Regions from separate parts of the Homo sapiens genome. Here region 2 is linked to region 1. The links are chromatin contacts, found by Hi-C or POLR2A ChIA-PET in ENCODE. All regions are on one chromosome and are shown on one strand. Each heading gives the region's core, a stretch centred on a gene start or an enhancer-like site at or near the end of the contact. The rest is flanking DNA. Distances are from core to core; before and after follow the strand shown. Region 1 has its middle 48 kb from the start of FOS. Region 2 overlaps BATF (basic leucine zipper ATF-like transcription factor).

The links. A loop is a pair of places that touch in the nucleus more often than their neighbours do. ChIA-PET counts read pairs that join two places held with the same protein, here RNA polymerase II (POLR2A). Pooled maps may share reads with other maps.
Region 2: a pooled map shows a loop between it and region 1 (5-fold over the local background). The contact joins two enhancer-like sites. A Hi-C loop is called at or near these places in 1 of 168 maps with a recorded cell type or tissue (naive thymus-derived CD4-positive, alpha-beta T cell), 1 of 37 single-sample maps with no recorded cell type and 11 of 50 pooled maps. POLR2A ChIA-PET finds 5 or more read pairs at or near these places in 3 of 52 experiments (CD4-positive, alpha-beta T cell, H1 and PC-9).

What each region holds. Positions count from the first base shown.
Region 1 is chr14:75,227,753-75,233,822 of GRCh38, reverse strand. No RefSeq gene overlaps it. Among named protein-coding and RNA genes, the nearest start is that of FOS, 48 kb to the left of the region's middle. RefSeq lists a cis regulatory region at 3,525-4,080. Within about 2 kb of position 3,227, at least 20 of the 41 ENCODE cell types and tissues checked have a DNase peak (open chromatin) inside an H3K27ac peak, as active enhancers do; they include CD4-positive, alpha-beta T cell and PC-9, where a contact is called at or near this core.
Region 2 is chr14:75,538,549-75,544,580 of GRCh38, reverse strand. All of the region lies in intron 2 of BATF (basic leucine zipper ATF-like transcription factor), which reads right to left. Among named protein-coding and RNA genes, the nearest start is that of BATF, 19 kb to the right of the region's middle. RefSeq lists enhancers at 4,977-5,026, 5,317-5,376, 5,447-5,496 and a silencer at 5,727-5,941. Within about 2 kb of position 2,525, at least 24 of the 41 ENCODE cell types and tissues checked have a DNase peak (open chromatin) inside an H3K27ac peak, as active enhancers do; they include CD4-positive, alpha-beta T cell and PC-9, where a contact is called at or near this core.

The DNA of each region.
Region 1 (6,070 bases), core at 1,978-4,477:
TTCCCTCTCCCCGTCTCGCACATGGTATGCAGAATTCTAAGATGGCCTCCAAGATTTCTGTCTCCTGGTATACACATCTTACATAATCCCCTCTCCTTGAGTGTTGGCAGCATTTGTGAATATGATGGGATGTCACTCTCTTGATTATGGTAAAAAGGATTTTGCAGATGTAATTAAGGTCCCTAATCAGCTGATTTTGGGTTAATCAAAAGGGAGTTTAGTCTGGCTAGGTCTGTCCTAATTAGGGGAGACCTTCAAAAAGGGACTAGGGGCCAGGCATGATGGCTTATGCCTATAACCCAGCACTTTGGGAGGCAAGAGGACCTCTTGAGCCCAGGGGTTGTAGAACAGCTGAGGCAGCATAGGAAGACCCCCATCTCTACAAAGAAAAAATTGTTTTAATTAGCCAGGCATGGTGGCATATGCCTGTAGTCCCAGCTACTTGGGAGGCTGAGCGGGAGGATGGCCTAAGCCCAGGAGTTCGAGGCTGCAGTGAGCTGTGATCGCATCACTGCACTCCAGTCTGGGTGACAGAGTGAAACCCTGTCTCAAAAATAAATAAATAGCCAGGCACGCTGGCTCATGCCTGTAATCCCAGCACTTTGGGAGGCCGAGGCAGGTGGATCACCTCAGGTCAGGAGTTTGAGACCAGCCTGGCCAACATGGTAAAACCCCATCTCTACTAAAAATACAAAATTAGCTGGGCATGGTGGTACATGCCTGTAATCTCAGCTACTCAGGAGACTGACATGGGAGAATCACTTGAACCCAGGAGGTAGAGATTGGAGCAAGCCAAGATCATACCATTGCACTCCAGCCTGGGCAACAAGAGCAAAACTCTATCTCAAAATAAATAAATAATAAAACCCTGAAAACAAAAAGGGACTAGGATCCTCCCTGAAGTCAAAGAGAATTTCCTGCTAGTCTTGAAGAAGAAAGCTGCCACCTTATGAGAGGATGTGTGAAGTGGGCCATGTGACAAAGACTTGAGGGAAGCCTCTAGTTGATAAGAGTGGCCCCTGGTGACAGCTGCCAAGACAACAAAGGCCTCAATCATACAGATGCAAGAAACTAAATTCTGCCAACAATCACGTGAGCCTGGAAGAGGACCTCAACCTCCAGAAAGAAATGCAACCCGGCAGACACCTTGATTGTCAGCTTGTGAGACCCTGAGCAGAGGACTTGGTTCAGCCATACCTGTACCCCTGACACATGGAAACTGTGAGATAATACATTGTTGTTGCTTTAAGCTGCTAAATTGTAGTAATTTATTACATAGTAGTAGGAAACTAATACCACCACCCCTCCCAAGAATTCTTCATCTTCTGGATTCTGTAGCACATTGCACTCATCAGTATTATAACCCTCCCTACACCATATCATACTTATCCCCCACACATCTGCCACCCTACTGTCACTGCAATCCCAGGCCCAGTCTTCTTTGGGCGTGGTACCAAGTATCTGGGAGCTAATAGGTAGGAAGTAATACATGCTTGTTGAATTAATGTCATGCAAACCCAAAATTGGCTGCTATCTCTACTGCCTGAGTATTTTTAACAGAGGTAATCTTTTCTTTTTCTTTTTCTTTCTTTTCTTTTCTTTTTTTTTAGACCAAGTCTCACTCTGTTGCCCAGGCTGGTGTGCAGTGGTGTGATCTCAGCTCACTGCAACCTCTGCCTCCTGGGTTCAAGCGATTCTAGTGCCTCAGCCTCCCGAGTAGCTGGGACTACAGGCGGGAGTCACCACGCCCAGCTAATTTTTGTATTTTTAGTAGAGACAGGGTTTTACCATGTTTACCAGGCTGGTCTCGAACTCCTGACCTCAGATGTTCCACCCAGCTTGGCCTCCCAAAGTGCTGGGATTACAGGTGTGAGCCACCGTGCCCGGCCAGAGGTAATCTTTCTGACATCTTGTGTGTGTGTAGGGCTGGCTCAGTTGTCCATAACATTTTGTATGTACATACATAGATTTAATTATTAATTTAATGAATTCTATAGTAGCCCCTAAAAGAAGATATGGTTTCAGATTTCCCCTCTGGTTTTAGGCTATAACATTTCTCTTGAATGTTCTGAGAATATCAGATCCTCCATGACAATGTCTTTAAAATTGTGTCGAGTAACACTAACCCTTAAATGGGCTGTGGGCAGCTGTCAAGTTTCAGGCCTCAACTCTTGGCAAGACATTGTCTCTCTCAGAGGCCTTTAGAATGTCTCCAAAGCACGCTACAGTGTATCTGCTGAACTGTTAGCCAACAGCCTCTGTATCTCATGGGCAGGTATCAGTTTCACTGTTGTAATATCCCCTCAACAACCATTGCAATGGCCAGGACATGTGGCCTGGCCTGTGGTTCAGAAACATAGTCACTGTAGCCATATATGACCCCAGAAACAGGGAACAGGTCTATGAGGTTGATTTGCCTGATTCCTACTCCACCCCCACATATGTGTATGCACACACACAGACACATACATGCATGTGTGCACACACACCCATATACATGCAGGTGTGCACACACACCCATATACACGCATGTGTGCACACACATGCACCCACCTTATTGGCGCCACTGATAATATAAAATACCTGTAACAAGGGACAGAACTTTTTATTTTTCTATGTGTAAGAAGATTTATGGGGTAAAAGCTCCTGAATAGGCCGGGCGCGGTGGCTCGTGTCTGTAATTCCAGCACTTTGGGAGTCTGAGGCAGGTGGATCACAAGCTCAAGAGATCAAGACCATACTAGCCAACATGGTGAAACCCCATGTCTACTAAAAATACAAAACTTCGCTGGGCGTGGTGGCGCACTCCTATAGTCTCAGCCACTAAGGAGGCTGAGGCAAGAGAATTGCTGGAACCCTGGAGGTGGAGGTTGCAGTGAGCCAAGATCACGCCTGGGAAACAGAGCGAGACTCCAGAAAAAAAAAGAAAGAAGAAGAGAGAGAGCGAGAGAAAGGAAGAAAAAAGAAAGGAAGGAAGGAAGGAAGGAAGGAAGGAAGGAAGGAAGGAAGAGAGAGGAGGGATTTCTCAAGGATCAGCGTATCTAAGCCAAAGGCCTTAGGGGAAGGGAGAGAAAGGAAGTGCGGGGCTTGGCAGGCACCTCTCCCTGCCTTTGATTCAGACATTCCTGGTGCTTACTGGGTGTAGACACTTTTCTCTCAGCCTGCTTCCTTGTAGGCAAAATGGGTGTAATAATCGCACTCACCTCATGGGGTTATTTTAAGAATTATATGAAACAATGCATGTTAGGCAGACAATTCAAGGCTCAGCACACAGAAAGCCACCCTTTAGCTATTACCAGTATTTGACCTGTAATCAGGCTCAAAGAGTGTCTTTTAGGGTCTCAAAAATTGGGTGCAAATTGGCTCTCCTCAGTAGTTGGTGGTTGCTCATCAGGTGTTTAGGACGTCTGCAAAGTAAGGAGGTCTGACAGACTCCTCATTGTAAGCTGTTCCCTAGTCACTCTGCCCCCATACTGGGAGTGGCAAGGGAGGCATTTGGCAAGAAACCCAGCAGTGAGACAATAGGTGTGAAAGATGAACAGGAAGTGTGGTTTGGAAGCAAGTGCTAGCACCAAACCACTCATGGAGAACACCTAATCTGGCTGCTGATTGGGCGCTGAGCCATCACTCATATCAAGCTTCAATGGGAAGGTTTGTATCCATGCCCAAACTTACAGCACACGGACCTTCACCAGGGAGATTGACTGAACTGGTGACCAAGGGCTCCCTTGAGACAGCATGGCCTTTGGCCTTCCAGGTTCAAATCCTAGGTCACTCAGTTACTACCTGAGGCACATTATTTAACCTCTTGGAGCCCCATCTGTCTTATCTTTGAAACAGGCATGGCTGTTGGGAGGGTTAGTGGAGATAACATGGAAAGAGCCTAGCACAGGGCCTGGCCCACTCCACAAATGCGAGCTCCCTCCCATTTCCCCTCCCAGGCATCTGAGACACCCCTCCACCCCTTCCTTGTCTCCTCACTGAAGACAGTTAAGCATGCTGTCTGGGGATGACGCCAGTTCTTGATTATTTGATATTGCCACACATCTGGCCTTATCACTGACTATTGACTATAAGACTGGCTGCCCTCTGCTCCACCTGGCTCCTTCCGGCCAGGTGGCTTCTCCTGACGCACTTGGACAACAGTGAAGGGTTGGGCCAGGTCGCCTGGTGGCACCAGGGTTGATGTGAAAGAGTTTTTCCTCAATATTCCAAACTTAAGAGAAGGAATGACTTTAAAAATGCATATGTATCTGCATGCCTGAAACACACACCTTTGAGAAGTTTCCTTCCTTTGAGTACCCAGACTGCAGTTGTTCTGACAAGTGCCCTGCCTGATCCTCCCTCTGAACACTTTCGTAGTTCCCAAGCTTCTCTTCCAGATAATCTAGGGTTCCTGTTTCTCAGCTCATCTCCTAAATGTTGGGGTTCTAGGAGATTCTGCCGTCAGTGCCCCCACCCACCATGCTCTCTGCATGACCTCAACCACAGCCATACCCTGCTGAGTTCCGAATCCATCTGCCTGGCTCTTCTGCCCACACATCTGCATACACAGCTGCCTCCATTTCCACCTGGTGGTTCTTAGACTTAACGTGTACAAAACAGAATGATGGATCTTCTTGACACACACCTAATTCTTCTATATTCTGTGCCCCAGTAAATGGCATGTCCTGCAAACCCAGAAGCATAAGCAAATCTCTTGATCTCCCTCTTCTGTTAATTCTATTTCCTTAGTATCTCTTGACTGTATCCCCTCCTTCCCATCTACCTTCCACCTCTGCATTCTGGCTGCCGCTGTATCTCCCCTGTAACACGGGAACCACGGCCTCAGTGGGCTCCTTGCTTCTAGTCGTTGTTCTCCACCATTGCCCCTAGAGACAACTTTCTAAAATGTAAATCTGACGGCACGCCTCCTCTTACTTAAAAATCTCTCAGCCAGGAGCGATAGCTCACGCCTGTAATCCCAGCACTTTGGGAGGCTGAGGCGGGCAGATCATGAGGTCAGGAGATTGAGACCAGCCTGACCAACATGGAGAAATTCCGTCTCTACTAAAAATACAAAAATTATCCGAGCGTGGTGGTGCATGCCTGTAATCCCAGCTACTCGGGAGGCTGAGGCAGGAGAATCGCTTGAATCCGGGAGGCGGAGGTTGCAGTGAGCCAAGATTGTGCCATTGCACTCCAGCCTGGCAACAAGAGTGAAACTGTCTCAAAAACAAAAACAAAAACCTCTCAAGGGCCCTTTCTCAGTCAAGGTCCAGACGGGGAACTGAAATCACACCAGCTATTGTAACACATTGTAACAGGGTCAATTTAAGATAAAGAATTGTTTACTAGGTCCAAAACAAAAAAGAATTGTTAACTTCAACTTGGAAAGTGAAATGACAAAGAGAACACTGAGGTATCACTGAGGCAGCAACTGCAGGAAACAGCTACTCCTCCTCCCAGGACTGTGGGAACAAAGGGAAAAAGGTGGGATTATTCATTTAGGGAGGAGGGATCCATGGCTTTAATGATAAGAAACAAACTAGTATGACATGCAAAGTCCTCGTGGTCTGTCCCCTGCTTTCTTTCTGGCTTCCTCTGTAGTCACAGCACCGGCTTCCTCATCCTCAGCCCAGGCTGAGCCACTCTGCTCTCACCACTCCATGCTTTTTACACGTGCAGCTGCTGCCTGGAATACTGTTCTTCACCCTTTTTCCTGGTAACTCACCATTCATTCACAAGACTTTGCTGACCGCTGCCCCACTTCAGGCTGAGTTCAGTAGCCCCCTTTCTTTTCTTTTCTTTTCTTTTTTTATTTTTTTGAGACGGAGTTTCACTCTTGTTGCCCAGGCTGGAGTGCAATGGCACAATCTCAGCTCACTGCAACCTCCACCTCCTGGGTTCAAGCGATTCTCCTGCCTCAGCCTCCTGAGTAGCTGGGATTACAGGCAAATGCCACCACACCTGGCTAATTTTTTGTATATTTTAGTAGAGACAGGGTTTCACCATGTTGGTCAGGCTGGTCTCGAACTCCCGACCTCAGGTGATCTGCTCACCTCAGCCTCCCCAAGTGCTAGGATTACAG
Region 2 (6,032 bases), core at 1,276-3,775, 310 kb before region 1:
TTTTTTTTTTTTTTTTTTGAGACAGTCTCACTCTGTCACCCAGGCTGGAGTGCAGTAGTGTGATCTTGGCTCACTGCAACCTCTGCCTCCCAGGTTCAAGCAGTTCTCCTGCCTCAACCTCCCGAGTTGCTGGGATTACAGGCAGGCACCACCACGCCTGGCTAGTTTTTGTATTTTTAGTAGAGACGGGGTTTCACCATGTTGGCCAGGCTGGTCTTGAACTCCTGACCTCAGGGGATCTGCCCACCTTGGTCTCCCAAAGTGCTGGGATTACAGGCGTGAGCCACCATGCCTGGCTGCAGAGCTGAATTAAAAAAATAATAATAATTTTTTTTTTAAATCCTAGCCACTAGACTACTAGGGAGTGAAATTTGGATTTTTAACTAGTGCCACAGGTCATTCTAATGATCAGGCAAGTTGGAAAGCACTAGTTAAATATTATTTTAAATTTGTTTTAATTATTCAAGCACTTATTAAATGCCTATTTGTTAATGCCTGGCTCAATGCCTGGCACATAGTATGAACTCAGATGTTTGTTGACTGACAGACTTATGACATCATCTGCTGGAATGAAGAAGGTAACTCAAAAATAGGGTGGGTGGTGAGCAGATGTAAGATAACTTGACATTTAAAATTTGCCCTAAATAGGCTGGGTGCAGTGGCTCACACCTATAATCCCAGCACTTTGGGAGGCCGAGGTGAGAGGATCGCTTGAGCCCAGCAGTTTTTTGGTTTTTTGGGTTTTTTTTTTTGAGACAGTCTTGCTCTGTCTCCCAGGCTGGAGTACAATGGTGCGATCTCAGCTCACTGCAACCTCTACCTCCTGAGAGCCCAGGAGTTTAAGACCAGCCTGTGCAACATTATTGAGACCCAGTATCTACAATAATAAAAATAAAAGAAAATTAGCTATGGAGCACCAGGGGTTGGAGGCTGCAGTGAGCCATGATCATGCCACTGCACTCCAGCCTCACTGATGGAGTGAGGTCCTCTCTCAAAAAATAAAATAAAATAATAAAATAAAATTTGCCCTAACGAATCCATCAGGTGCATGAGCTGTAGGCTAATGAGGTTAATCGGTTATACTGTCAATCATCTTAAACCCCACATCCTGGGGGGGGTCTTTCTAAATGGCAGAGAAGCATATACCAACATGGCCTTGCTCATCAAGCCAGGTTCCATCATCTGTGAAGGACAGACACAAGCATGCTCAGCCTCAACCTGGCATTTCTTGAATGGGGCTCTGAGCTAGAAAGTGTGCCAAGGTCAGTACAAAGGAAGCCCCTCTAAAACGGGGCAGAGGAGTTATCAAGAGCCACGATGATGGAGTCACAGCCCTGCCTTCTGCAAGGTGTGGCCGGCTCATTCATTTTACCATTTGGGTATTTCCTGGCACATCCCAGAAGGAGGGCATCCCCTCTTTACCGAAAGGTAAGATCAAGCAACACGATGAGACTAGGGGGTGTTGGTAAGACGGGAACTGGGGGCCGGGAGTCCTGGCTCCTTCCTCTAGCCCTTTTCTTCGCCCCCTCTGAGAGTTTCCACTGGTGACAACATTTACTGTAAATTCTGTGCTCTGAAGAGCCTGGGCAAACCCCGAGGCAGAAGGGAGGGCCACTCTGACCTTCTCCCCGCCTAGAGGCTGGCCCAGCTTTCGGGAAGTGACAGCGGGTCCTTCCTCCCTAAGCAAGCTCTGCTGAGCTCACTCTAGCTCTGTCGTCTGCCTCCCCCTCCCTGGCTTGCAGATCCCAGAGCTCTAGGCAAAGTTTGTAACCGCTGCCTGCTGCCTCTAACCAGAAAACCACCGCCAGTGATAAGAAACTTGTCTTTACCTTGGGAAGCAAGAGTGCTTCCTGCTAGGGCCCCCAAGAAACCTGCCCTGCCAGCCCAGGGACCGTGCAGCCAGCCTGACACTTATGAGAGAAAGGGTTTGACTTCCCTTGCAGGAGGAAGTGGCTGATCTGGGGCCTCGTCCCTCCATGTCCCTGCTATTGCCCAGTCCCCTCTGGCCCTCCTTGGGGCAGTCATGCCCTGGAAAGGGCTCGCCCAGCTGAAGGGACAACTGGCAAAGGTGGCATGAGAGCAGCTGTTTATCCAGAGGTACAACAGTGACATCCCCTAACAATGAGGGCTGGACACCTAGAGCACAGTGAGGCTGGGAGGAAATGCAGCTTCTCCCATATGCATGTCTTCTGCTACTGAGAGGGGTGGGGGTGAGCCTGCATTTGGGCATCCATGTACCCATCTTTCTCCTATTCAGAATTCATCCAGGTCCATCAGACTCCTCACAATAACGCTCTGTGTGGGATAGGGAAGGTCAGCTGTTATTATCCCCACTCTACAGATGAGGACAACTGAGACCCTGGGACAAACCTATGCCACATACCCTCCAAAATGACCACAGGCTGGTGACAGCTGTGCTATAGGATTCACCTCAAGGCACTTGTTTTCTCAGAAGTTCAGAAACTTTGAGTGTTTGATGCAAAGACTCATTGCCCGCGAGGGAGGCGCAGAGCAGGGCTTGGCTCGGGGCCCTGTGTTCCTTCTCTCACACTGACTGCTTCCCCCGAGAGACTGGAGACTTGAGTGGGCAAAGGTCTCCCGAGAACACTAGAAAGTTGGCCAGGTGCTGTGGCTCACGCCTGTAATCCCAGCACTTTGGGAGGCTGAGGTGGGCAGATCACTTGAGGTCAGGAATTCAAGACCAGCCTGGCCAGCATGGTGAAGCCCTGTCTCTACAAAAAATACAAAAATTAGCCGGGCGTGGTGGCGCATGCCTGTAGTCCCAGCAACTCCGGAGGCTGAGGCAGGAGAATCACTTGAACCTGGGAGGCAGAAGTTGCAGTGAGCCAAGATTTTACCATTGTAGTTCAGCCTGGGCAACCCAGCAAGACTCTGTCTCAAAAAACAAAACAAAACAAAACAAAAAAATAAGTCCTTGGCTACCCTGTTGTCTCCCAGGAGAAAGCTGGGTCTCGGTTTTGGTGACCCACACACAACACAACACAACACAAGATCCCTGAGTCACTCACATTCTTCCAATCATAGAGCTGACCATCTGCCTCCTGGGCTGCATGGAGAGGGGGTCACCTGGCCAGATATTCTGGACAAGGGCTGACTCGAGGCCAGACCTTCCTCCAGACACAGAGCCAGGTCCTGAACTCATGACCACGGTGAGCTCCATCAGCGGTAAATGGGAATAGGAACTTGGGCCCTGGTCCTGGCTGGGTGATCCTCAGTGACTCGATTTCCCTATTCAGCTCCAGTTGCCTCACTTTAAAATGGAAAGACTGGACCAAAACAATGATTCTCAACCTCATCCACACACTGGGGTCCCCTGGGGAGCTTTAGCAATCCTGATGCCTGATTCTGATCTAATAGGTCTAAGGTGTAACCTGGCTCAATTTATACGAAAAAGGTGGATAGAAACCAAAATTTTTTTAAAAAAATAGCCTAGGTTAACTTAACTATCATTTATTTGTTTATTTAATTTTTGAGACAGAGTCTCTCTCTGTTGCCCAGACTGGGAGTGCAGTGGTGCAATCTCAGCTCACCGCAACCTCTGCCTCCCTGGTTCAAGCAATTCTCCCCACCTCAGCCTTCTGGGTAGCTGGGGTTACAGGTGCCCGCCAATACACTTGGCTAACTTTTTGTATTTCTAGTAGAGACGGGGTTTCACCATGTTGGCCAGGCTGGTTTTGAACTTCTGACCGCAAGTGATCCGCCTGCCTCAGCCTCCCAAAGTTCTGGGATTTCAGGCGTGAATCATCCATGCCTGGCCAATAACTAACATTTATTGAATACTTCCGTGTGCCAATCACTCTTTTAAGTATTTTATGGTTATCATTACATTTGATATTTTCAACAAACTTGTGTGGTAGAAAATATTATCTCCGTTTTACAGAAGAGGAAAAACAGAGGAACAGAGAAGTTAAGTCACTGGCTCAAGATCACGCAGCTTGGAAGTTGCAGCACCGGTACTTGAATTGAGGCACTCTGGCTTCAGAGTCTGTGCCCTCCATCCTTTCTTGCCTTTAAAGTCTGTTTAAACGTTATACTGTTTGACAGTTCTCTCCTATGAGATAATTCCTCAGCCCCGGTGGCTTTCCAATTTTATCTTCCCTCTTTTCCCACCTCAGGCAAATCCCTCACCTGTGGGGTCATTTGATGCCACCTACCTCTACCATGAACCGCAAGCAGCTTGGGGGTGGCTAAGGAAGAGGCTTCCTGGGGGCGTGGGAACATTCTGGGAAATCCCCTACTGGAGGGGCTTAGGAGGGGGTCACTCACAGAGCGCTTCAACGATGGGGAATCCCCAGGCAGTTCCCTCACCCGCCGGGAGCCATTAGGGACGAAGACCAAGGACAAGGCTGGCATTTCCTAGCTGGGCCCTGGTGGGGACTGTCCAGGCACCCTGAGCAGGGCTGAGGCTTCCTCCCTACCAGCTCCAGTTTAGTGTCTTGGCCTTCTCCTTGCATTTTCTAATCACAATTTCCAGAAGGGTGAAAATAGTCCCTGTGTATTTTCTCCTCAACAGGACATGTAATCATGTATTGGCAGGGTGACCTTTTGGCTCCCACCTACACTTAAGTGGCGTTCGAAGCTTATCCCTCACACCCAGATATATGTTCAGGCTCCATCAGTTACCAGCCCCTGTACGTCACATGCAGAGGGTGGAGCCCGCCATTCCTGGAGCAGGCTTCCAACTGAAAAGTACGACTCTTCCCAAGCAGCGGGAGGATCTAGGCCCACATCTCCCACCATTCCTGGGGAAATTCACCCCAACTGCTGCCTCTCACCTTATGAAAGGAGAAGAAGAATCACCAAACCACAGATCTTTGCGCTGAATAATGCACGTGTGTGATTCTGGAGGAACCTTCACTTTCATGTCTTAGAGCTGAAGCTCTAGGGCCATAAGCACCTTTGCATTTACAGAAGATTGGCCACATCAGCCGTGCCCTCAGGGACCTGTCTAGTCACAGGGTGAAAAGGCTATCGCCTGGTCCTTGGTTTTCAAGACTATGATTTCATTGCCCTCAAATGTGAAAAAAACTATAGTTTGGTTCATTCAGCGTCCATCCCAAACCCCTTCTGCCTTGCCTTCCTCTAGAAAGACTGGGAAAAGAATTGCTAAAAAAAAAAAAAAAAAAAAAAAAAAATTCCAGCTTACCTTACCTTGTAGCTAGGGGTAGCCATGTGACAGAATTCTGACCAAAGATACGTAAGCAGAAGTACCTGATGGGCGGGAGGGAGGTGAAGGCAGAGCTTCCCTTCCTACCAAAAAGGCACAGCCTGCTCATAAGGACAAAGGCTTCCTTCCTTCAACATAGACTGATGCCGAGAGGCTCGGCACCCATCTCACAGCCTAGAGAATGAAAGCCTCATACTGAGGATGGCTGCTTAGAGAGAAGGAGCTTGGTTCTTCCTTGCTGTAGCCTGGTCTCTCCACTTTTGAACTTCTTGTTACATGAGAAAAGTAGGCCATGATTTGTTGATTCCTCATTTGATGGCTGGTCTCTCACTTGTCTCTGAATGCATGCAATCTTGGCTGATACTGATGCTTCGAGTTACAAAGGTTACCACTAGCAAGATTATCAATGTTCAAAACCAAACAACAAAACAAATAATAACTGCCATCAAAGCAAGGGTTTGAATAGTTTGTTTGTTTGTTTGTTTGTTTTTTGAGACCGTGTCTCGCTCTGTCGCCCAGGCTGGAGTGCAGTGGCACGATCTCGGCTCATTGCAAGCTCCGCCTCCCGGGTTCATGCCATTCTCCTGCCTCAGCCTCCCTAGTAGCTGGGACTACGGGCACCCGCCACCATGCCCGGCTAATTTTTTGTATTTTTAGTAGAGACATGGTTTCACCGTGTTAGCCAGGATGGTCTCGATCTCCTGACCTCGTGATCCACCCGCCTCGGGCTCCCAAAGTGTTGGGATTACAGGCGTGAGCCACCGCACCTGGCCGTTTGTTTTGTTTTAAGCCATCAGGCCACTGTATGTGACAGAGTATCTGTGTACTTACCCACACAATTGCC